Linked DNA regions of Homo sapiens: regions 1, 3, 4, 5 and 6 are each linked to region 2. Evidence: chromatin loops called from intact Hi-C (ENCODE). Cell type or tissue: OCI-LY7. All regions are shown on one strand. Region 1 overlaps MESD (mesoderm development LRP chaperone). Region 2 overlaps IL16 (interleukin 16). Region 3 has its middle 28 kb from the start of CFAP161. Region 4 has its middle 22 kb from the start of CFAP161. Region 5 overlaps ARNT2 (aryl hydrocarbon receptor nuclear translocator 2). Region 6 holds the start of MIR4514 (microRNA 4514).

Region 1 (4,000 bases), 290 kb before region 2:
ACAGGAAAAAGTTTGTGAGTTCCTTTCCCTTGTTCAGTGGTTAATGCATACTAAGTTGGTTTAATTTAAAAAAAAAAAAGAGGTTTAACAGTATAAGGGAAACCACCAGAAGTACAAAAGCCACAGTATCACCATCAAAACCAGAAAGCCTGAGGATGAAGAAGGAAAGATGTGTATATCTGATACAGGTTTCATAATTGATAGTCAAAAGATATCATCCAAATTTATTAGATCACTAGATATTAAAACAAACAAGACAAAAAGGAAGACAAATTCATTAAAAACAGGACATTTCTCCCAGCTATTTGGGAGGCTGTGGTGGGAAGATCAATTGAGCCGGTAGGTAGAGACTTCAGTGAGCCGTGATCCTACTGCACTCTAGTGAGGGCAACAGAGTGAGACCCTGTCTCAAAAACAAAAACAAATGACATTTCTCTTAAAAAATTTTTGTTTCGTTTTTTTGAGACAGAGTCTCATCCCGTCATCCAGGCTGGAGTGCAGTGGCCTGATCTTGGCTCACTGCAACCTCCGCCTCCCGGGTTCAAGCCATTCTCCTGCCTCAGCCACCTGAGTAGCTGGGATTACAGGCCCGCACCACCACACTCGGCTAATTTTTAGTAGAGACAGGGCTTCACCATGTTGGCCAGGCTGGTCTCAAACTCCTGACCTCAACTGATCCACCCACCTCGGCCTCCCAAAGTACTGGGATTACAGGCGTGAGCCACTGTACCCAGCCCAACATTTCTTTTGCTCATGAATCTGCAGACTGGGCAGACTGTTTCTCAGCTCAGCTTATGTTGGCTCCCCTCAGTGTCAACTAGGATTGCTTGAAGGCTGGGGCTGGAAATGTTTAAATCTTATCCACATGTCTGTGCCTGGGCTGGGAAGACTCATGCAGCTGGGGTTGGAGCAGGTGGGCCTCCTGGGTATCCCTCTCTCTACGTGAAACACTGTACGCAGCCTCTCCAGTATGGTGGCTTCAGGGTAGCCAATTAAGATATGGTTTTACAATCTATTAAACTGGTAAATGTGATGCCCAAGGCTGGCAAGGATAGATCTATTGTTGGCAAGGGTAAGCTGACTAAACCACTTGGGAGGGCAATTTGGCAATACACACCAAAATGTTAAATTCCGTTTGCTCTAATAATTCTACTGCTAGGAATTTACCTTTCAGATATAAACAAAAGTGTACCGAAATATTTTGTATGAAAATGTCCACTGCAGCACTGAATATACCAGCAAAAAATCTGAACACTCAAGTGTCCATCAGCAGGGACTATGCAGTGAAACAGTGGTTCAAACCTCACCATCACCCTGCTGATGTAGGACACCTTCAGCTATGGCCTGCACTACTGAAGCACCTCCCAGCTCACGGCTCACACCTGCTGGGGTCCTCTTCTGATCACTTCTCCTGTGCAACCAGTGCAACCTGGACTGCCTTTCACACCCACCCCATCACAATTAAGATCCACCAGGGCGTCCCAAACTCCTACCAAACTCCATGTGCTACGCTCCTCCAACCTGGGCCTGCACTGGGCCCCAGCCTCCCCGCTGGCCTTCCTGCTGCCTCTCCCTCTGCCACTTCTAGCCACAGGGTCTTAGCTCAGACTGTTTCCTCTGCCTGCCTTACTCTATTTCTCCTCTCCTCCTCTTGCCCTCAGAGAAGGCCTCTGGTTTTCTTAACCTGGTCAGGGAAGATTCTACCTCCCCCTACCCTGCCCCTTTCATACTTCTAACAGCTGCCATTTTACTTTGTACATTACTGACATTTGTCTTCCCCCACCGAATCATTGAGTTTTACGATAGCAGAGGCTGTATCTACACCGTCCTGGCACCTTGTAGTACCTAGTACATAACAGACACACAGAAACTACTGGGTGAAGTGGGGGCACACTGCACAGGAAACAATGAGACAGATCTGCACATTCTGACATGGGAAGGCTCCTAAGTGGAAACAGAAGGTACAGGGCGGAGTGAAAGCTTTGCTACCTTTTGCTTAATTAAAGCAATTATCTCATCAAAACAGCTGCTTTATACTGGGCCATTATGGCTATGCAGGACAGTAACCCCATCAAACTGCCCTGAGTACAACAGAAAAAGCCCACAGACAGGGCTTGGTTCAGCCACGGCATGATTCAGGGACTCGTTTATGCCACCAGGGTGTGGCGCTCTCTCCCCACTGTCAGACAGTTCTCTTCTCCAAGGGCGGGGCCTACAACAGCTCCCGCTCCAGGTTCAAGATGCAGGAGGAACAAGAAAAGCCTCTTTCAGGGCCTAGTACCCTAGTACGGTAGATCACACAGGCCTCACCCTGGAGAGGGCATGGCCTGGAGGGTGGGGGGACTGCAGGGCAAATGTCCCATCCAAAGCAGAGAACTGAGAATGCAGAGGGTGTGGTTCTTTCGAGGGAAATGTGAGCAGCTACCAAATTAAGGGGAAACAGATGCTGTGAGGCCAAAACAAACATACATCACCATAAGTACATTTACATAAGTAAATGTACTTTTTTTTGGTGGATGGGCAGGGAGGGGGATGTGGGGGCACAAATTGTTAACAGCAGCTTCCACTGGGACAAGCTACCACCGGCGGCAAGAGAGGGATACACTTTTCACTTTGTACCATTCTTTAACACTGACATTTTCTAACCATGTAATGTGCTACTTTTAATTTATTAAAATCACAATTGAGGGTTTTTCCCAAAGAATTTTAGTTCTTAGAAATGACATCTGTATATAAATGTTCTAACTCTTATTCACAGTAGGCTCTAACATGAACGGCAAAATCAGACATCAACAGTAGCACATCATGTTACTCTATACGAAAGCACAGATTTAGGCACTTTATCAAAGAAAAATGTTTAGAAACAAATGAGGTTATTGAGTCGTCTGTCACACTCTGCAAAGGACTCTGATTCCCTACTTAAATCCTTTAAAACTGTCACATTAAATGGAACATATAACCCCTCGACACCAGCAGTACTCTTTCCTAAATAAGGAAACAAAACAGAACCCCTAACTTTACAGACCACATAAAACCTGACAGACACCAAGAGTTCTCTTACTGATGAGTAAGATTCAAGTCAAAGAAATTCAAAACTACTTAGGATTTCAAGTGACATATTTTCTATTCTCCGCATTTCCTGCATAGATTTTGGATTTACACACCCTGGCTTCCTGGCTACAGACATCTGAGTTCACAAAGCATATTTTACCTTTAACATAATGAAAATGATGTATATGGCATGAAGAGTTTACTCAATTAAGTCAAGAGTTTTAAAGTCTTCTCTGATCAGAATTTGCTATCTGATCAGAGCAGGCCACCCAATCACAGCAGGTGCTTGGAGGGGAGTGGAATCTCAGTAGAGTTGATGACTCACCAAGTGTAAATGGGAAAAAGCAACACAGTCACATTTCCATGTAAGGAGATTTTATAGTAAACATGAATTTGTCAGTGTCCAGTATTAATTAGAAAACATCTGTCTTCTTACTTGAAGCCTATTAAGCAGTAATTCTTTGACCACAAACTGGTCATGTGGCAGACCCTTTCTAGAAGACACTAGAATGTCATCCGGTGTGCAGTTGCCTGAGACCACTCCCACCCCAGGAGCTGGGCAAAGAGCTCTCCACGTCCACCTGTCCCCCCACAGCGCGTCACTGCTGCCCCATCACAGGTCTTCTCTTTTATTCCCAGCTCGATTTTCTTCCTTGGAAGACCGAGATTTCAGATCTCCTTCCTTCTTTTTTTTGCCCTTGTCTTGCTTTGTTTTATTTTTCTCTTTGCTTCCTCCTCCTTTGCCGGGGTACACCTGGCCCTCCAGAGTTACATCAGCACACCTGTCTTGACCGACCAAAAAGTCCTTGATCTCCCAGGCGTAGCTCCCATCGCGAAGCATGAAGATAGCACGGTCTGATCCCACAATGAACCTTGGGCAGAGAGATGCAATCAGTCAGCCAGCACGTACTAGTAAGGTGCTAAGGGGTCAGAGCAATTCTCTGGCACT
Region 2 (4,000 bases):
AACTCAGAGAGGGCCACCTACTTGCGCTGAAGCAGCTGCTGGGAGCAGCTGTTCTTGCAGGGGCAGGTTTCCCCAGCCACTCTCTGGGCCCCGATGGACCAAAACCTCTCCCTTCTTCACCTTGTCTTTGTTCCTTTCCTCATCCCCTTTTAGGGATCTCACACCCTCAGAGATACCACTCCTCTTTTCTTCTCAAGCTACCCTGGCCAGTGGCTTCCTCTCTTCAGCCTATAAATAAGCTTAAGTCTTTCCCATCCTGAAAATAAAAGCAAACCCAACCCTGCTCCATCCTGTGTTTCCTTTGAACTACCACCAATCTTACCTTTTCCTCTAGGGGAATTTTTCACAAAAGCCTGTCCATTCACTCGAGCCTCACTTGGCCCTCAGGATACTAGGCAAACCCTGCCCCTCTCCTGGCCTCTAGAACGGAACTGCCCAACACATTAGCCACATGTAGTCTTGAGCACTTGAAATGTGACTTATTCAAACAGAATGTGCAGAAAGTATCAAAGACCCACTGGATTCAAAGACTAAGTGCAAGAAGAAAAGGATGTAAAATATCTCACTAATAATTTTACATATTATTTATATGTTGAAAGAACAATAGATATAACAGACCAAATAAAATATATTATTAAAATTAATCTCTCCTGTTTCTTTTCACTTTTTAAATGTGGCTACTAGAAAATTTTTTAATTACATAGGTGGCTGGCATTATATTTCATTTGGGAAGCACTGTTGTAGACAATGACAGGTTAAATCAGATCATCTGTGAAGGTTTTCCCAGCTGGATGTGGTAGGGTAGGGAGGTAGGGTAGAGTTCCCGGTTGGATGAAAGGAAGTCTGTGGTTTCCACAAAGTAGAGGAAGCCTGTCGCTTTGCATTTTTGCAGATATCCAAAGAATCAAGAGTTGTCTCCGTGTGTGTGTATCCCTGTGTGTGAGTGCCTGTGTAAGAGCCAGTCAGATAGGATCTCCCCTGCCCCTGTTCCTACTGGGTCTCGCCTGTTTGTGCTTGTCCTCGGAAACCTTTGTGTTTTCCTCCTTTCTCTCCTTGGTTGGGATTGAAAACACCGGGGCCTGGATCTGATGCAGCATTGTGGTTTCTGAGAGCTCAGCACACTGATTGACTTGCAGGAAATGCCTGTCAACTCTTGTTGCATTGAATGGAGGTAAAATGGAAGTGAGAGTCCCATCTGCACCCTGCAGTACAGACAGCATGCGTGGAGATCATGACAATGCTGCTCATGTCTTCCGCGGCCACCTCTCCCCACCACGCACCTGGCACAGGGTGTTAAGTGGTTTACAGTCACACTGGCCCCTGGCTAATGAGGGGCTGATATTGTTCTTAGTTGAACTTTGCATTTTGAGAGCACAAATGATTTCTTGCTGTTTTTCCTCTTCTGGTTTAGGTGTTAATCCCTATTGCACAAGAGAAATTGATTTTCCAATGACCAAGAAATCTGCAGCGCCCACGGACAGGCAGCCTTACTCTCTCTGCAGTAACAGGAAGTCCCTCTCTCAACAATTGGACTGTCCAGCAGGAAAGGCTGCGGTAAGAATGGAAGGAGGGAAACTCAGAGAAGAGTTTCTCCCGGGGAGAAGGGAGGGGCCCAACATTAACAGTGGCTGAAGAGGCCTTCCCAGTAGTTTTTTTGTCCGCAGAACTACAGAGGAGAGGGTCTCGCTTAGTAGCTGCAAGAAGGTACAACCATCTCTGGGCTGAGAACCGCATTAGAAATGGTCATCCATTGAGCGCCCCCTTGTGCCAGGCACTTGCAACTGCTGCCACGTGTGTGCTATTAAGAGCTAACATGTAGAGAACACGGCACGCGGGGGGACCCTGAACTATGGCTTTGCGTGGATCGCTTTATTTCATCTGCACATACTCCTAAGAGGTAGAAGAGGGAGCTACAGCTTGGGCAAGTTAAAGGATTTATGCACATTCACACTGTTGAGGAGAAACAGCTGGGACTTCAAGTCTGATCTTTATGACTCTGAAGCCTGTGCGAAAAGGCTTTTCACTCCTATAATCTAGTGACCTGCTTTACCAACATTGCCTCTAATTCTTAAAACAAGCTTAGAAAGGAATATGTTGTTAGTCCCATTTTATAGTAGGACACTGAGGCTTGGCAAAGTGAGTAGCTGGGTTTATGCATCTTAAAACCTATAGGACCAGAATTTAAACTGCCCTGTGTGCTCCTCAGTCCATGACCTTCCCACTACAGGTGTCAGCTTGCAGGCAGAGAGCTAAGCAGATATAAAGCACAGTGTACCCTACACACGTCCCACCAGCTTGCCTTTCAGCCCCAGCCAAAGCACGCTGTGCTGCACGCTGCCACTTTTGGTCACACAGCGCCCTCTGTCTGTAGCATCTCACCCCTCCTTCTCTGATCTCTATCTCTAGAAACTGCCCCAGCCTTCAAAAACCTTCCTAAGGTTCTCTTTTGCCTGGGAAAGCTCCTGATCTCTCCAAAGGCGTGGACTTCACATTTTCCCAAATGCCCATCAGGAAGCAACTGCACTCCTCTCACAGTGCTCACCCAGCCTGTCTTGTGAGTGTCATTTATGTTAGCATTTCATCTCACCAACTGACTCTCCCAAGGAGGGTCTCCACGGTCAAGCAATGTTTCCCTGCATAGTACATAATAGATGCTCAGTGAATTTCATCTCTCTCTTCCCTTCCTTTCCTTGAGTCAATGTGTTTTTCATTCCCAAACTGGGAGTGTGGTGTCCTAGTGTTAGAAGAAGGTGGCTTCCCTGGTGCCACCCTGAGCTGAGAACTTTCCCAGTCCCTGGTTTTCTGCACATCTGGGGTCATACAGGAGTACACTGGAGCCCTCCAATATCTGCAGCCAGCGCTGGGTCCCTGAGGATTGGGCTAGCGGGTACTTCCTGGGGGAAGCTGCTTCCTGTCTTTGCTGCCTCATGCACTAGGATCCAGGTCCTTGGGAACAGGAGGCCTACCTGGCCAGCAGGGATGGGCTAAAGATCAGCCAGTAGTAGCTGCCTGGGAGGCTGTGCTGAAGAGAATTGAGGGGTTACATTCCACCAGGAAGGAGTGCTTCAGGAGATTGGCAGTGTTTTGGGGACAGGAGTGGGAGACTCAGTTATTCCCTCTACTCAACTCCTCAAAGTTTAGGAGGCAATTAGACACTATGTTAGTTGGAGACAGAACCAATAAGAGATGTATAGATAGACACACATACACATACGCAGACACACATACACAGACACACACACACACACACACACACACAGAGAGAGCGAGAGACTGATCATAATGAATTGGTTGGTTTATGGGATTATGAAGGTAGGCAGGTTCCAAGATCTTTAGCATGAATTGACAAGCTGGAGACCCAGGGAAGCCTATGGTTTAGACCTAATTAGAGTCTAAAGGCCTGAGAACCAGGAGAGCCAATGGTGTGGTTCCCATCCAAAGGCCAGCAGGCTCAAGCCCAGGAAGGGCTGATTTTTCAGTTGGAATATAAAGACAGGAAAAAGGCTGATGTCCTAGTTCAAAGGCAGTCACGCACGAAGGATGCTTTCTAACTCAGGGGAGGTCTGTCTTTTCTCTATTCAGGACTTCAGCAGATTGGATGAGGCTCACCTGCATCAGGGCAGGTGATGTGCTTTGGCTACAGATTTCAATGCTCATCTCATTCCAAAGCACCCTCATAGACACACACAGAATAATGGTTGACTAAATATATGGGCACCCATGTGGCCCAGTCAAGTGGACACAGAAAATTAACCACCACGGATGTCCATGCGTGATTTCACATTGTCTTCATAACAGCCCTCCAAAGGAGGAGGAGAGGGAGTTATCAGAGGAAGGTTGTTTCTGGGAGAGAAGAAGAGAAAGTGGGATCCACAGTGGACGGGAAGGCCAGGGAGTGGCTTACAGGACCTGGGTATTTCCTGGGTGACTTTGGAGAGAGCGGCCCATCAGGTGTGGGCAACTGCAAGCCAACAAGAGAGAGGGTGATCCAGAGAAGAGC
Region 3 (4,000 bases), 160 kb before region 2:
TTTTAGCCAACTTCAGTTTTCGCCTTCAATTTTCCCTCTAGTGCAGTGAAGCTGGGAAGAGACTAGAAAGCTGTGACAGTGAGCATGGGGCAGTAGGGACTGCTTCCTAGGCCTTACCCAGGTCGTCTGAACTGAACAGGAGCGGGCCAAAGTTCTGGCAGCTACTTTAAAGACAGCAAGTATTCCACAAGGAGCTGCAAGGAAGGTATCCTCTCCCATGAGTGGGACTTAGGCTGTGCCAAAGGGATATGGTATCCAAGGGAGTTACAAGGCATCCTTTTGATCTTATTTGGAAGGTTCTAGAAAGATTGCATTTGGATCTCACAGGCTGAGGAAATATATAAAAGAATTCTTTCCAAATATCTTATATCTAAGTCTTAAGTTATTCCAATCTGAAAGTGTGGAAAAATCATCCCAAATGCCACTAGTCAGAGGTTATTTCCAATCCCAATCTGGAAAACATTCTTCCAGGCATCCCTGTAGGCTTCTATACATGGGTATAAAATTTTACATAAATGGCACCTACTGTATATGATATTCTCTAGTTTGCTATTTATATGGCATGTTGGTTTTCTAGGGCTGCTGTAAGAAATTGCCACAAACTTGGTGGGTTAAAACAAGGGAAATATATTCTCCTATGGTTCTAGAGGCCAGAAACCTGTTACCAAGATTTTGGCAGGGTTGGTTCCTTCCGGTGACTCTGAGGGAGAATCTGTTCCATGCCTCTTCTGGCAGCTTCTGGCGATCCTTGATGTTCCCTGTCTTGTAGCTGTGTCACCTCAATTTTTTGTCTTTCTTTTCTTTTCCCTCCCTCCCTCCCTTCCTTTCTCCCCCATACCTTTCTCCCCCCTCCCCTCCCTCCCTCCCTCCCTCCCTTCCTTCCTCCCTCCCTTCCTTTTTTCCTCCCTCACTCCCCCTCCTCCTTTCTCCCCCACCCTCCCCCCTCTTTCTTTCTCTCTCTCTCTCCTTCCTCTTTCTCTTTCTTTCTTTTTCTTTTTTCCTTCCTTTCTTTTCCTTCCTTTCTTCCTTTCTTTCCTTTCCTTCTTCTTTTCTTCCCTCCTTCCCTCCTTCCTTCTTTTCCTCCTTCCCTCCTTCCTTCCTTCTTCCCTTCCTCCATTCTTCCCTCACTCCTTCTCTTCTTTCTTTTCTGAGACGGGGTCTCACTGTGTCACCCAGGCTGGAGTGCAGTGGCCCAATCACAGCTCACTGCAGCCTTGACCTGCCAGGCTCAAGCAATTCTCCCACCTCAGCTTCTGAGCCAAGCAGTCAGTGGCCACTGGAGAGGTTGGTTGGCAGAAGTGGAGGGATAGCAACTTATCTGAGACAAATAGAGGAGGGTTTCCTGCAATTCTGGGGAAACTGAGACCTGCCTATTGCAGCAGCTCATGACTAATGTATTAACACTTCCGGGCTGCTATGAGATCCAGATGGACAGGCATTTGAAGGCTGACGCAGGCAGAAGATTATTAAGTCCACGTGATGTGCAAACACAGGTTTTGGAGGATGGGTAGCTGTGTATTTCCAGTGAATAAAATTTATGATAATATGAGTGTTTGTACTGTACTACAGATGGTCCCAGGAGTGTGAAAAAGAAACTGAACAATTCACTGATGTGGCAGGTGCTTTCAAATATCCCCTTGTCTATCAGGCATTGTCGCTGGGGCTAAGGCTATGTCGATGAAACAAAAAGACCCCTGTCTTTATGGGGCTTACACTAGTCCAAGTTGCTCATTGCTAAGAAAAATTGCCCATAATAGGGATTTGCAGAGAAAATGCAAAGTGTCATGAGAACCAGGGAGTAGCAGACAGCTTAATCTGGGCTGGGGATGTTGCTGAGGGAGATGACTTCTAAGATGGTCTTGATAGATGAGTAGAAATCACACGGAGAAGAAGGGTCTTGAGAAAGTAAATTCAAATAGAGTTAAAAGCAAGGGCAAGAAAGACATAGTTTGGGGGAGTCTCAAGGATTTTGATATTTTTAGAACATAATGTGAAACAGGATTATTTGCAGGAGTGAAACCTAAGACTATTGCAAGTAGACAATAATTTAATAGGCTTCCGACATCAGACTGACGGGGTTTCACCGTGTTAACCAGGATGGTCTCGATCTCCTGACCTCATGATCCGCCTACCTCGGCCTCCCAAAGTGCTGGGATTACAGGCATGAGCCACCGTGCCCGGCTGGCTTTTAACCTCGGTGTTTATTACAGTGAGAGAAGATGTATCATTAGTTCCAGAAGCAAAGGTTTACAACTCCCTTTGGAATCAGAGACCCACTTGTAAACTGGAGTCTTCTGAACTGAGCCTGGAGAACACCTTGCTGTCACTGCATCATTTTTCTAGTCACAAATCAGAAGCTGTACCCACGAATTGCCACATGAGGGCACACTTGCCCAATTATGAAATTAAACACGCTCTTTCAAAGGTCAGGGAAGCCCTTGTCCTAAACATTTCTTCTGGATGAGACATTACTTTTGAGCATGAGAAACAGCCCAGTGTGGCTGTGTGGTGGCTCAAGCCTGTAATCCCAGGACTTTGGGAGGCCGAGGCGGGTGGATCACTTGAGCCCAGGAGTTCAAGACCAGCTTGAGCTACATAGCAAGACCCCATTTCTACAAAATATTTAAAAATTAGCCGGGCGTGATGGTGTGCACCTATAGTACTAGCTTCTCAGGAGGCTGAGGTGGGAGGATTGCTTGAGCCAAGGAGTGCAAGGCTACAGTGAGCTGTGATCACACTATGACACTCCAGCCTAAATACAGCAAGACCCTGTTTCAAACCAACCAAAACAAAAAACAAGCCCAATGCGACTATCTAAAACCTGCAAACATCTGCTGAATGAGGTGCCTGGAGGAATTTGAGCAGAAAACTGGTTCCCATTCTTGGTCTGCTGTCAGACTTTTCATAATAATAAGCAGTAGTATTTACCGAGTACTCACTGTGTCCTAGGTACTGTGCCAATGTGTCACACACGTCATCTTACATACATATCCACACTCATCATATAACGTGAGTGAGGTTATTTCTCCATTTTACAGATGAGGCAACTAAGTCATAGACTGTGATTCCACCCAAGGTTTACACAGCAGGTGAGTGCTTGGTTCTGCCATTTGGATTGAGAATATCTGACTCCAAAGCCTGTGATTTAAATTACAGAGGCTGGGCACAGTGGCTCATGCCTGTAATCCCACCACTTTGGGAGGCCGGGGTGGGCGGATCACCTGAGGTCGGGACTTTGAGACCAGCCTGGCCAACGTGGAGAAACCCCATCTCTCCTAAAAATACAAAATTAGCCAGGTGTAGTGGCGTGTGCCTGTAATCCCAGCTACTCAGGAGGCTGAGGCAGGAGAATTGCTTGAACCCAGGAGGCGGAGGTTGTGGCGAGCCGAGATCATGCCATTGCACTCCAGCCTGGGCAACAAGAGTGAAACTCAGTCTCAAATAAATAAAATAAAATAAAATAAATAAACAGAGCTGGTCATATAATATTGAATTATTTTCTAACCTCTTGTAACGGAAGTACCCAAATAAAACTGATGTGTATAAACATGGTCTGAGACCCACAAATGCTATGAACACATGAGGAAGGCTTTATTTTTCAATGTTTTCTTTCTCCTTTCCTCCCCTCTTATCACATTTTTTTTTTTTGATGGTGGGTTTTAGTTCTGACTCCCATGTTAACTTATGTTTTCCCATACTATCTCTGCACTTCCGTTTCCTCGTCTGTGAAACTGAGACACACCCTATCTTCTCCCATCAGCTTAAGGGAACCGGAGAAGCTGACGGTTTGGGGAAATGAGTCTGCCTTGATACCCTTCTGTGCACATTCATCCAGTATCTTTAAGTTCCTGGAAATGGTCTCTTTCTTAACTTTACCCTATTGTACTGTAAGTGAATAATTGCATTGCTTCCAAACCTTTTATAATTGCTGACTTTTAAATTGCAGAAAAATAGAAATGGACCCAAACAGATTCATTCTTGTTGCATTCTGAATCTTATA
Region 4 (4,000 bases), 110 kb before region 2:
GGGCATGGGTTAGAGAGAGGCCAGGAAGAGAGAGACAGGACTCTATAGCTTGGTGGGTATAAGGCCAGGAGAGAAGGAGAAGGTGGACACTCAGATTTGGGGCACATGCCTCTCCCTGAGATTCAAACCCAGTAGGAAAAACAGGTGCACAGGAAAGGTGACAAGCAGTCATCTGGGAATGTCTGGTCCCTGAGTGGAGGTTGTTTTGGTGTGGATATAGCTGCAACCCACCTACAGTGCTGTCATCTGCTAGGCTGTTTGTCTCTATCACACTCACCTAAGTCTTGGGTAACTGATAGCAAATACAACTTTGGGATTGAAGAGCACCTTTAGCATCCTGCCAGCGGGAGCAAGGAAGAAACCAACGAGCCCAGTGGCTAGGGTTCTCCATGTCCTAGCTCCAAGAACTTCACCTTTGAGGGCTTCTGAGAGGACTGGATATGTTAGCTACGCAAAAGCAGGTGCCCACGTGTGAAAGGGCCTCTGTTGCTCCCCCTCCACCTTCCTATGAATTTAATATGTGTACATCCCAGTCAGTAAGTGAGTTCATCTTTATCACATTTGGTTCCATACCTGGAGGAGGACTCGACTCCTTTCCCATATACAGTAGACATTTTTGCATTCAACCAGATCCAGCAGACATCATTGACTATTTTATACCAGGTCTTGAGGTAGACACTGGGGATCCAGTGGGGAGTAAATGTGTTCCTACCTTTAAGGCTTCCACTGCAGAGAGGGTCAGAAGGGAGATGAGACATTGAAGGAGGTAGAGGGGTCAGAGTGTGGCAGTCTATATTAATATATGGAGCATTTGGGAGCCACCACATATTTTTGAGCAAGGGAGAGATAGGACAGGAAAGGAAGGTTAGTCTGGGAGTGAGGGGTATGAGGTAATTGAAGGAGGTCATTTGTGAGTCTGAAATTACAGTTGGTGAAAGCCCCCAAAGGCTTAAACCTGAGGAGAACAAAGCTGAAGTCTGATTAATGGGTTTTGGCAGATTTTTTTCCCCAATATCCCTTCAAAGGCAAAAAATAATAGAGACACTGTTTTTTCCATTAGTAAATACACTCAACGTCTCCTTATTTGTCTGTAGCTGTTTCAAAAGAAAATAGCTTTGTTTTTAAGAGCAACTGTGTAGGCCCCGGTGTAGCTCATGCCTGTACTCCTAGTACTTTGGGAATTTGAAATCAGTCTGTGCAACATAGAACCCATCTTTACAAAAAATTAAAAAAAATTAGCCAGGTGTGGCGGCACATGCCTGTAGTCCTAGCTACTTGGGAGGCTGAGGTGGGAGGATCACTTGTGCCCAGAAGTTAGAGGTTACAGTGAGCTATGGTAATGACACTGAACTCCACCTTGGGCAACAGAGCAAGATCCTGTCTCAAAAGAAAAAAAAAAAAAAGAACTACAACTATTTATAAGTATTTCTATATTTGATAATAATTCAATATAAATTCAGTTATCTTGAAGACTTGGCGTAAGGAGAGCCTGGCTAAATTACTGGGTTCAATTCCTATGGGGAGATGATGTCGCAGAGAAGTCAATTGGTTAATATATAAGGAACTCCTACAAATGCAAGATAAAACTGTAAACACCCCATTAGAAAAATAAGGCAAAGGCTTAAACTGGCAACTCTAAAAGAAGTAATTCGAGGATCCAATAAACATTTCAAAACATGTTCAAATGAAGACAGCAATGAGATACCATTTTCCTTTCATCTGATTGGATGGCAATGACAGAACCATAGAGTGTCAGAACCTACAAGGACCAGCTGATTTGGCTTCCCCGGTCATTTTACAGGTGAGGAAGATAGGCCCAGATAGGAGAAGGGACCCACCTAAACCCAGGGGTTAGACAGAGGCAAATTCTGAACAGATCCCCCTCTGGTGACAGTGTCTGCTGAGAAGTCGAGACTGATGAACCTTGAAGAGGTTTTGCAACCTGGAAGGAGGCCTGGTTTCTGTCCTGCCAATTTGATCTTGCAGTTTTCCAAAGTGGCCACGAGATGTCAATGTTAATAATGCTAACAAGTCAACACTTGCAGTTGCTCAAATATTGAGCTTATTGCAAAATACGAGGGGGTTTTCAGTTTTCAAAATGTACATTCTAAGAGGGGAAAAACCATAAAAACACTGTGGTCAGAGTATGAATTCAATGTTTTTTGACTTTATAAAGAAAACCGTGTATTAGGCACGTGTAAAACCTGAATAAAACAGCATTCCTAGGGTTTGCGACAAAGGAAGTTCAGGTTAGCCTACAGCCCCTTTGGGACTTTTTATAAACATTGCATCTGGAGCCTGGAGGTCCCTCCAAGAAATTGTACCCTAAACCCCAGGTCCAGGGGTCCTGCATGATGTGCCGAATAGTGATTTCAAAGCCCTCGCTGCTACTTACCATCCTCAGCTAAGCCACTTTGCCCTCGTGAAGCCTCAGTTTTCTCTATAGGATTACTAGCTCCCTCTCAGAGTTGTTTAGAAGATTAAATAGAACGAGACAACGTATTTGAGAGAAGCAGGAGGAGATCATGGTTCTGAGTGCTGGCTCTGGGATCAGACAACTCAGTGTGGACACTGTTCGCTTCCCAGCTGCATGTCTTTGGAAAGTCATTGCACCACTTTGGGCCTCCATTCCTTCATAGGTTAAAAAGAGGGCTAAAATATTACCCATCTCTCAGGCTTCCTGTGCAGATTAAGTGGAGTTGTGTGGTTAAGCACTGAGCATCCTGTCTAGAACTACGTCAATAAGAATAATAATTGTCAAGACTGCTTGGGTCTCTTGTATGTATCTCTGCCTTGCATTGCTGCATTCTAATTTTTAAATATTTGTCTCTCTTCCACTTAACTATGAGCCCCTCAAATACAGATGCTGTGGGTATACACATATGATTTTAATATCCGCATCCCCCATGTTCAGCCCAGGGCTTGGCTCATACTGCTAAATGCTAGTTCTTCCTTCTCCCTCATTTTACAGGTAAATGAAAGCTTGGAGAGGTGGACTGATTTGTCCAGTGGAGCACATGAGTTAGTACTTCCTCTCTTACAGCACTTGTCACTCTGAATTGTATGGTGTGTTTACCTCTGTCTACCATGCTTGACCATAAGCTCCCTGAGGGCAGGAAAACTTATCCCAAGTTATGTCTCCAGGGTTAAAATACCATCATTAGCATAGCTAACATTTATTGAGCACGTACTATGTGCCAGACACTCTTCTAAGCATTCTTTTTCATGCATTAACCAATGTAATTCTCACGTATAACCTGTAAGCCAGGTACCATCATTATCTGAGTTTTACTGGAGTAGAAACTGAGACATGGAGAGATTAACTTACCCAGTGTTGCACAGCTGGTAAGTAGGAGAGCCAGCCACTCTGAATCTGGGGCCAGAACACTTCACCCGTAACTTAACCTCTCAGGCAGAAATCCTTCATGAATTTTTGTTGGCTAGAATTGAATCAGTAAGATTGGAGATTGAGCAATACTGTAGTGTATCATGGGGAGTGACCCTAGGTGTGCCCTCAAGTTCCATGTTGAGACCTGCTTCAAATGTACCATCCAAAGGTGACAGGAAGAGCCATGTCTGCAGGGAGAACGTTCTGCAGAACCATGTCTGAGTGAGTGGGAGGGAAGGAGGCAAGGTGCCAGGGGAACTGCTCAGCTCAGGTACCATCCAGTCTTGGGGAGCAGGGAGCAGTGGTGAGGACTGTGGAGGAAGCCTGGGAGCTGGGCATCCCCCCATCCCTGCTATGAGTCTATGGTGGGACCGCAGTTGTTTGTGAAGGCATGGGTGAATCTGGAGGACATTAAGTGAAATAAGCCAGACACAGAAACATAAATACTGCATGATCTCACTCACATGTGGAATCTGAAAGAGTCAAACTCCCAGAAGCAGAGAGTAGAATGGTGGTTCCCAGGGACTGGGAGGTGAGGGAAATGGGAAGATATTGTTCAGAGGATACAAACTTTATACGATTAACAACTTCTAGGGATCTCATGTACAGATC
Region 5 (4,000 bases), 810 kb before region 2:
TGCATCTGACGTTTTTACATGTTTTGCTGAAATTCTATGACTGAGGCCTCCGCTGTTCTAGAAGCTCATGATAATAGCTCCTTCAACCACAGCCTAAACACTTAACTAAGTACAAAGGAGACCCTGATGGAAGTCACTCACTCTCATCGAAATGCAGGTAACCCCATGGCAGGCCCCTGCTCCTGTGCCATGGCACGCATTTCCCACTGCCCTCCCTACTGATGGCATGGTGTTCTTCCACCTCCCTTTTCCATCTGAGAATGTGGGACATGGTGGAGAGACTCAGAGAGAGAGGGGAAAGAAGAGAGAGGAGGAATGGGGGTGGTGGAAGGGGGTAGTGGCATTGGCAAGGACCTTCCCACACCCCCATTCCTTGCCTAGGTCTTCCCACTCTGACCTGATTATTCTGATGGAGGGAAGTATCCCAAATTTCCAGGATAACCCCCCTTCCCACCCTAGTGTTCCAAAGCCAATTAGAACCAATGTCTTGCAGTTGGGATCCTCCAGGCCTCCCGCCGGGCCTAGCACTGTGGATCTTCATGGTTTAACTTTCTTCCCATTTCCCTGACAGCCTTCATCAGTAAGTGTCTTAGCGAGCTGCCTGCTCTCCCAGCATTTGGGACTCAAGGTGGAGGTTCCAAAGTCCCAGATTCTTTCAAAAGTGATTCCACATGCGTGGGAGAAATGAGCTGAAGCAAGTCACCTGGAATGCATGTTTGTAGTAACCTCCCTGATCTCAGTGACAGGGTGGTGAGGGGTGGGGGGCTTCACTGGGGCAAATTCAGTTGGGGGAAGCAGCAGTGGCTAGTTAGGGTTTGTGCCCATCTCAAAGCCAGCTTTTGATGGGTTGGAGGGTGGAGGCTGAGGGCAGGGATGTGTCAGTCCCTTTCCACTTGGAGTCCGATGCTGGGCTTCTAAAATAGCATCACTGAGGAAAAACTATTTTCAAGTTACTTATAGCCAATGGACTATTTTCAAGTTACTTGTAGCCATCTCCCTCTAAGGTAACCCTGGGAGCTGCTGGAATGTGGTCAAATTGCAGGTATATTTATGTAAGCAGCTGTTTCTCTTGGTGAACTTTTATGTGCTAGCATTGCTGCAGTCTGGGCTGGCCAGTCCAGGCTCTGAAGGAGGAGCATTTTCCAGCAGCCCTTGACACTTCACTTGTTGCAGAAGCTTTGGGTTGGCCCAGGATCACTCCTTTACTGTCACTGTGGGACCAGCCCTTTTATCTCACTAGAGCATAAGTGACTTCTGTTTAGAGGCTCGTATTTGATGAAGCATTATTATGATTACAGTCACCGTCAGGGAGCTTCACTTCACTCACAACTAACTGCAAGTTCAGAAATGCTTATCATGGCTTTCTGTCGAGGCAGGCATTCAGGCTCATCGACGGAAAAGTACAGTAAAATGCATTTTCAGCCCCCTTTTTGAAGACTCTTCTATCATCCATTCACTGTGTTGAATTAAAGTGAGTACAATAGGACTTAAAAGTCATATTTTGATTTCTCTCCTTTATTATCCAGATGCTGCTGTGTAATAGAGACACATACAAGATATAAAACAAAGGATGATTTACTTAGACTTATAGAAAAGAAATAGGCACAGCTTATGGTAGTCCTATGTAAAGTAGAGAATCCAAGATGGTGATAGCAGTCCAAAGCAGCAGCATCTTGGCAGGTGTGGCTCTAAAAGATCCTTTGTGTCCTCCAGGGTTGCATTGTTTTCCATGTTGCTGATGAGCCAGTGAGACTGTTTTCGGGTGGATTGAGTCATCCTGAGTATTTAAACATTTGTGTCCTGATTTACCTCCTGGTTCGCCTCCGAATTCCTAGAGCTGATGGCTGTACACATGCACAGGTGTGAGGCACAGGATCTGGGTCCCTAATTTTCCCAGACAAATGCTGGTTCCCAAGTTCCCGGCGGACTTCAGAAGACTCTGGCTCTGGAGCAAGGCCATCTCTTTCTCATACCCTCTGCTTGATTGAGCCACAGCTGACCTGGCCAGCGTGGTATTATTTACCATGGGGCTCACTTCCTTATCTGTCTGGTCCCACAAAGGGCTGGGTAAAGAACAGAACTCTTTGCAAAAACAAAAGTGACCAACCATCCTGGTGTGTCCAGGACTTTTCCAGTTTTAGCACTGAAGTCCTAGATCCCAGGTATCTCCACTCCTATACTGAGAAAATCAGGATGGTTGGTCACCCTAAACACCCCGAAGATCATGAAGGCTGAGGACAGAGGGCTGGCTTATAAATTGCATTTTGCAGGAGTACTGACAATCACACTCATACCAACTTGAGCTAAAAGGAATTTTAAAGATAACTGTATGTCTCACACCCACTTGTGGTTTTGTTAAATGCTTGCATGAGTTCTTTGGAATGTTGAAACTGCTATTTCTTTTTCTTAACGCTGAAATGTTTTTGACAGCACGCACGGGGTGTTAAATAACCTTCATGTGGACGGCAAAATCGCTCTTCCCCATGGTGAACACTAGGTGGCAGCGTGGTTCTGCGGCTCTGCAGAACACCGGGTGAATTTGGTTACAGCATTTTTGGTGCTTACCTTCGCGATGTAATTTTCCGAGAAAGGTGGGGTGATGGCTTAGTAATTATGCAGAATATTGATAGCTTTGATTCGTTTAGAAAGTCTTGCATTCAGCTCCCACTTGTCCACAACATCGGCAACTCTAAAGCTGCTGCCCGGTGCCTGGTTTCCCAAACTACCTTGCAGAGGTGTGTGTCTGTCTCTCTTAGTGGTGTCTGTAAGGCCCTTTAACTGTACTTTTTTTTTTTCTTATCACTGTTCTACCCCATCTCCTCTTCTTTTTGTGCGTAGGTATTTCTGTTATCATTACTGTCATCTTTTCCAGTTATGTAACTCCTTTTGTTCTTATACTGTTAGTATAACCCTTGTGTCCGAGAACCAGAGATTCCAAATTAGCAGGGGATCCCGTCAGGTCATTCCAAACAAAATAAGGCCAAGATTAGGACTTTGGCTACGCAGTACATAAAACAAAACAAAAACAAAAGATACTAATTTTAAGAAGAAAATACTTCTTTGCCTTACCTAATTCCAGTCCCTAGGTCCCTCAGTTTGCACCTAAACCCCTAGAGACTAGGATTTGTCTTGTTGGGAGCTTCTTGGGTGTGCCCATGCAAGGATGGCTCGCCCTGTGTAATCTGCCATTTCCTGGTAACCTGGGTGTCCTGTGCCTTCTCCAAGTCACTCATTAGCCACTGAAGCCCTGCCCTTAGAGCCTGAGGGTATGGGTCACCCTTACTGGGAGGCCAGCAGCTCTAGAATCTGTAGCAGTGGTCATTTAATACACACTCCATTCTGATACTGAGCTGTTCAGGCAAGGAGTTTCTCAAGCCAGGCTGCCAGGCAGGCTGGCCTTCCTTCTCCTTGAATTCCATGGGAACTGTGCCTCATCCAGTCCACCAGGACTACAAAGAACAAGATGGGGAATGCAGGGACTCTGAGACATTCTCTCCAAGGAGCTCCACTCACGTGGATGTCCAGGAAAGCTCAGACATCTGTATCATTTTTCATTTTGTTTCCCCAAGGACTCTGGGTACACTTGACACCAATTAAGTACCCCCTCTGCCCTAACATGTTTAGGAATTGTGTGAATTACCATTACAGAGACATGATTTTTTGAGAAGAGTTTGAGGTATTAGTTCAACAAATATCTATCAAGTCTTTTTGTCTTATGTTTACACTGAGAGGCCCAGTAAAGGGTGAATCTGAATAACTACTTGGTGAGTTTCCACAAGCACAGCTGATTTGAGTAGCTTGAGCCCCAAACAGCCATTTTCCCCTCAACAGCCATGTTTGTGGTCCTGGATTTAATAGGGCAAAGTCTTAAATGTCCTTTTCACTTTGACTCATCAAGACCAGCCACATTTTTAAGCAGTACAACCGGTAGTATTTCTCTTTCCCTTGTGATCCCTTCACCCTGAAAACTTCTGTTTTCAAAATCCCGTGAGCCTTTTTA
Region 6 (4,000 bases), 270 kb before region 2:
GCTGTCTCTAAGCAGTGAGATTCCAAAATATTTTAACCTTTTCTCTGTATTTTCTATTTTTCTTCACATCTAACATACGTCAGTGGTGGTGTGTTGTTTTTGTTTGTTTGTTTTTTTGAGACAGGGTCTTGCTCTGTCACCCAGACTGGAGTGCAGCGGCCAGATATTGGCTCTCTGCAACCTCCACCTCTCAGGCTCAAGGGATCCTCCCGCCTCAGCCTCCCATACCACACCTGGCTAATTTTTGCATTTTTTTTTCTTTTTTGAGACAGAGTTGCACTGTGTAGCCCAGGCTGGAGTGCAGTGGTGCGATCTCAGCTCACTGCAACCTCTGCCTCCCGGGCCCCAGTTCAAGCAATTGTCCTGCCTCAGCCTCCTGAGTAGCTGGGATTACAGGCACATGCCACCATGTCCGGCTAATTTTTGTATTTTTAGTAGAGACAGGGGTTTCACCATGTTGGCCAGGCTGGTCTTGAACTCCTAACCTCGTGATCCACCCGCCTTGGCCTCCCAAAGTGCATTTTTTTTTTTTTAAAGGATGGGTTTTCACCATGTTGCCCAAGCTGGTCTAGAACTTTTGGGCACAAGTGATCCATCCACCTCGCCCTGCCAGAGTGCTGGAATTATAGGCGGGAACTGCCGCGCCTGGCCCACTTGTGCTTTAAAAGGAGAGACACACATAAACACACTGCTGCTTACAAAATGTGAATTGATACCCTTCTTTCCACCAATATGTAAGGGTGAAAAGTCTAATTTCAATGGAAATTATCAGAATAATACATGTAATTCAAATTATCTACAATAGTGCAATGGCCTTGAAAATTTGGGGATGAGATCTGAATCTCTGAAGAAGGCAGGACTTTTATCTGTGTCATCTGAAAAAATTACATGTACTTTGCAGCACAGATATATGCAGTTATGTTCAGAAAATTCAGTCTGTTTCCAAAGAATCACCTCCCTGGACTATCTCAAACAAGCTGTAAGAAAAATGAGGTGAACACACTTGCTAAGCAAACAGGCCTCAGGCCTCCCCTTCAATCTTAAGAGTTGTGAGCTGTTAGGTCATGACCAGACCTAGACTGTACCCCTGCTGTTGTTTCATGAATATCCATGACTTTCTGTCCGTTACTGAATAAAAGTTGTGAGCAGCCAGAGTTTGGTTCAATAAAAGGGCACCTTTCTTGCACAGAGACTTAACAGATAAAATAATTCATTAACTTATTAATGCCATAAACACTGAATACATTAAATGTGGGGGAAAGATGCATAGATCAAGTCCCTGCCCTTACAGAGATGATAGGGTTGTGGAGAGAGTTACACCAACAGTTACAAGTACTTGACGCCACTCTGAAGCTGAGCAGGCATCATAGTAGCTACAAGGGGGGGAAGAAATACCTGGGTCTGTCTGAAAGATCAGGGAACCTCCTTGTGAGGCACCAATACATCTAATCACTCTGTAGTTACTGACTACTAGGCACCATGAGAGATGTCAAAACTTGGTCAGGCATGATTAGTGTTAAGACCAGGGTGCCTGAAACTTAGCACTTGTTTTTTCTCTTCTTCAGGATGCTGGAAAATAGAAAATACATCCAAAGATGGCTGGCCAGTAAATGAATGGGGTACAGAATTTATTAATCTGTGCAAGCAAACTTTGCCTCCATGGAGGGTGCTCTGGTAAACTAATGCAGAAAATTCCAGCTCTCCTAGACTTCAGGACCTGCATGCTCAGGTGTGCCTGCCAAGGTATAACTGGTCCAGCACACAGGGCTCCCTCACACACCCAGCTGCAGGTGAACAGAGAGAAAGCATGGAGGGAGGAAGGGAGGGTGGAAAGTGGGGCTGGGGAGGAAATGGGAGTGATGTGTGAGGTACTGCCCAGGTGTTCTTACTGGATGGGAACAAAATATGCCAGAGAGCAAGAGGACATGCCAGGTAAGGAGAGCGAGGTGTTAGACAGTGATCTTGCTCCCTGGTGAACCAGGGGCTGTTGTCATGCATCACCTATGACAATGAAGGAATCTGGGGAAAAGAAGGAGAGATATAAATTCCTCTCTTTTACAACAGATAGTGAAAGGGAAATAATGCATATGTATAAGAAAGATAGCCTGAGATGTAATTGGCCCATCTGTGTGCACAAAAGCAAAACAGAGGGACATTGCTCCAAAGGGAAAAATAATTAGGGCAGAGAATGCCTCTTACTGACCAACAGGTGGCACTACAGACCAAACACAGCATGGTTGTTGGTCTGTAAAGTGTGGGGTAGTGTGAAAGTTGGGTATCAAAACCCAGAGTGGCCAGACAGGCTCACACCTGTAATCTCAGCACTTTGGGAGGCTAAGGTGAGAGGACCACTTGAGGCCAAGGGTGTGAGACCAGTCTGGATATCAAAGTGAGACTGTGTCTCTGAGACTTTCTCGCTACTAAATAAATAAATAAATAAATTTTTGATAGAATGAAAAGATCCGGAGTGCTTACAATGGAATACCGTTCACCCATAAAAAAGAAGGGAAATTCCCATGTATGCTATAATATCAATGAATCTTAAAGACATTATGTTAAGGCTGGGCACGTGGCTCATGCCTGTAATCCCAGCACTTTGGGAGGCCAAGGCAGGCGCATCACGAGGTCAGGAGATCGAGACCATCCTGGCTAACACAGTGAAACCCCGTCTCTACTAAAAATACAAAAAAAAATTAGCTGCGTGTGGTGGTGGGTGCCTGCAGTCCCAGCTACTCGGGAGGCTGAGGCAGGAGAATGGCATGAACCCGAGAGGCGGAGCTTGCAGTGAGCCGAGATCGCGCCACTGTGCTCTAGCCTGGGAGACAGAGCCGGACCTCGTCTCAAAAAAAAAAAAAAAAAAAAAAAAGATATTATGTTAAGTGAAATAAGCCAGGCACAAAATAACAAATATTGTATGGTTCCACTAACATGAGGTACCTAGGGTAGTCAAATTCATAGAGAAAGTAGAATGGTGGTTGCCAGGGACTGGAGGAAGGGGGAGTGGGGAGCAGTTACTTAATGGGTATGGAGTTTCAGTTGGGCAAGATTAAACATTTCTGGAGATAGAGGATGGTGATGGTTGCACGATAATGTACTTAACAATGGGTAAGATGATATTATGCTATTTTACCACGATTTAAAACATAAAAACAAAACAGAATGCCCATAATGTTCTCTTATACCAAGTGGTGGATGCACCTTCTAAAACAGGCAAGAGACGAGGTAAAAGATGTTTCCCCAATCCTGCCTGTCTCAACCTGTCAGTTCCTCTTGTCCTGCCCAAATCCTCAGTTCTCTCTTTGCAACTTGTTCACTTACTTTTCATCAGATGCCTATTTCAGTGTAGGCCTTGAGCCAGTATTGAGAATGCATTCTCTAGGGGCCAGGCCATTTACCAGCTCCCTCTCATCCACTCCATTTACCTTCCCTCAGCCAATCCTCAGTCCACACATTTTCCGCTTTCTTCTCTCACTCAACATCCATTAAAAAAAAAAATACTTAGTCCATTTGAGCTGCTATAACAAAATACCTTAGACTGGGTAATTTATAACTAATAGAAATTTATTGCTCACAGCTCTAGAGCTGGGAAGTAGAAGATCAAGGCCCCAGCAGGGGCCCATTCCTCATAGATGATGCGTCCTCTATGTTGCTGCATCCTCCCATGATGAAAGGGCAAAAGAGGTGAACAACTCTCTCACACCTCTTTTATAAGGCCACTAACCCCATTCAAGAGGGCTCCACCTCATGACTTAACCATCTCCCAAAGGCTCACCTTGTAATACTGTGACACTGGTGATTAAGTTTTAACATATGAATTTGGGGGTCAGATCACAGCAAATACTTTTGATTTATATTTATTTTAATTTTGAGAGGGTTAGAAGGGGTAATAGGTGGAGTTTTCTAAAGAAAAAGCCATTGCTTGAGTGACTCTAAGGGCAGACACCAACAAGCCATCCTCTAATTAGACTAAAAATATGCAACAGCAACAGACAACCCTCAA

Evidence for each region. Hi-C counts contacts between places; a loop is a spot of excess contacts. Peaks named below come from ENCODE experiments on the same cell type or tissue, not always from the same donor. Only the 100,000 strongest peaks of a DNase experiment are listed, where the experiment ranks them.
Region 1: a loop joins it to region 2, with 7 times the contacts of the local background. A loop is called at or near these places in 65 of 110 quality-filtered maps.
Region 3: it touches region 2 in a loop (8-fold over the local background); 107 of 110 quality-filtered maps call a loop at or near these places.
Region 4: it touches region 2 in a loop (10-fold over the local background); 101 of 110 quality-filtered maps call a loop at or near these places.
Region 5: it touches region 2 in a loop (6-fold over the local background); 22 of 110 quality-filtered maps call a loop at or near these places.
Region 6: it touches region 2 in a loop (6-fold over the local background); 45 of 110 quality-filtered maps call a loop at or near these places.

Annotation. Positions count from the first base shown.
Region 1 is chr15:80,975,555-80,979,554 of GRCh38, forward strand. It overlaps MESD (mesoderm development LRP chaperone), which reads right to left. Exons shown (of 3, transcript NM_015154.3): 3 at 198-3,923. The coding sequence ends at 3,665. Among named protein-coding and RNA genes, the nearest start is that of MESD, 12 kb to the right of the region's middle. RefSeq lists silencers at 2,014-2,308, 3,174-3,468. In OCI-LY7, CTCF peaks have their summits at 2,167 and 2,366; DNase peaks (open chromatin) are centred at 2,187 and 3,877; H3K27ac peaks cover 1,095 bases.
Region 2 is chr15:81,264,248-81,268,247 of GRCh38, forward strand. IL16 (interleukin 16) reads left to right here. Exons shown (of 19, transcript NM_172217.5): 4 at 1,412-1,554. Among named protein-coding and RNA genes, the nearest start is that of STARD5, 58 kb to the right of the region's middle. RefSeq lists an enhancer at 1,052-1,121. In OCI-LY7, CTCF peaks have their summits at 1,736 (motif pointing left), 1,935 and 2,376; DNase peaks (open chromatin) are centred at 1,214, 1,764 and 2,334; H3K4me3 peaks cover 1,379 bases; H3K27ac peaks cover 930 bases.
Region 3 is chr15:81,104,287-81,108,286 of GRCh38, forward strand. It overlaps a transcript of CFAP161 not described here. Among named protein-coding and RNA genes, the nearest start is that of CFAP161, 28 kb to the right of the region's middle. In OCI-LY7, a CTCF peak has its summit at 2,384 (motif pointing right); a DNase peak (open chromatin) is centred at 2,385.
Region 4 is chr15:81,153,816-81,157,815 of GRCh38, forward strand. No RefSeq gene overlaps it. Among named protein-coding and RNA genes, the nearest start is that of CFAP161, 22 kb to the left of the region's middle. In OCI-LY7, CTCF peaks have their summits at 2,001 (motif pointing right) and 2,211; a DNase peak (open chromatin) is centred at 1,986.
Region 5 is chr15:80,453,494-80,457,493 of GRCh38, forward strand. The region is part of intron 2 of ARNT2 (aryl hydrocarbon receptor nuclear translocator 2); the gene reads left to right. Among named protein-coding and RNA genes, the nearest start is that of ARNT2, 51 kb to the left of the region's middle. In OCI-LY7, CTCF peaks have their summits at 2,475 (motif pointing right) and 2,682; a DNase peak (open chromatin) is centred at 2,488.
Region 6 is chr15:80,994,217-80,998,216 of GRCh38, forward strand. MIR4514 (microRNA 4514) reads right to left here and starts at 3,257; the gene lies at 3,201-3,257. RefSeq lists an enhancer at 3,340-3,841. In OCI-LY7, CTCF peaks have their summits at 2,194 (motif pointing right) and 2,394; a DNase peak (open chromatin) is centred at 2,215.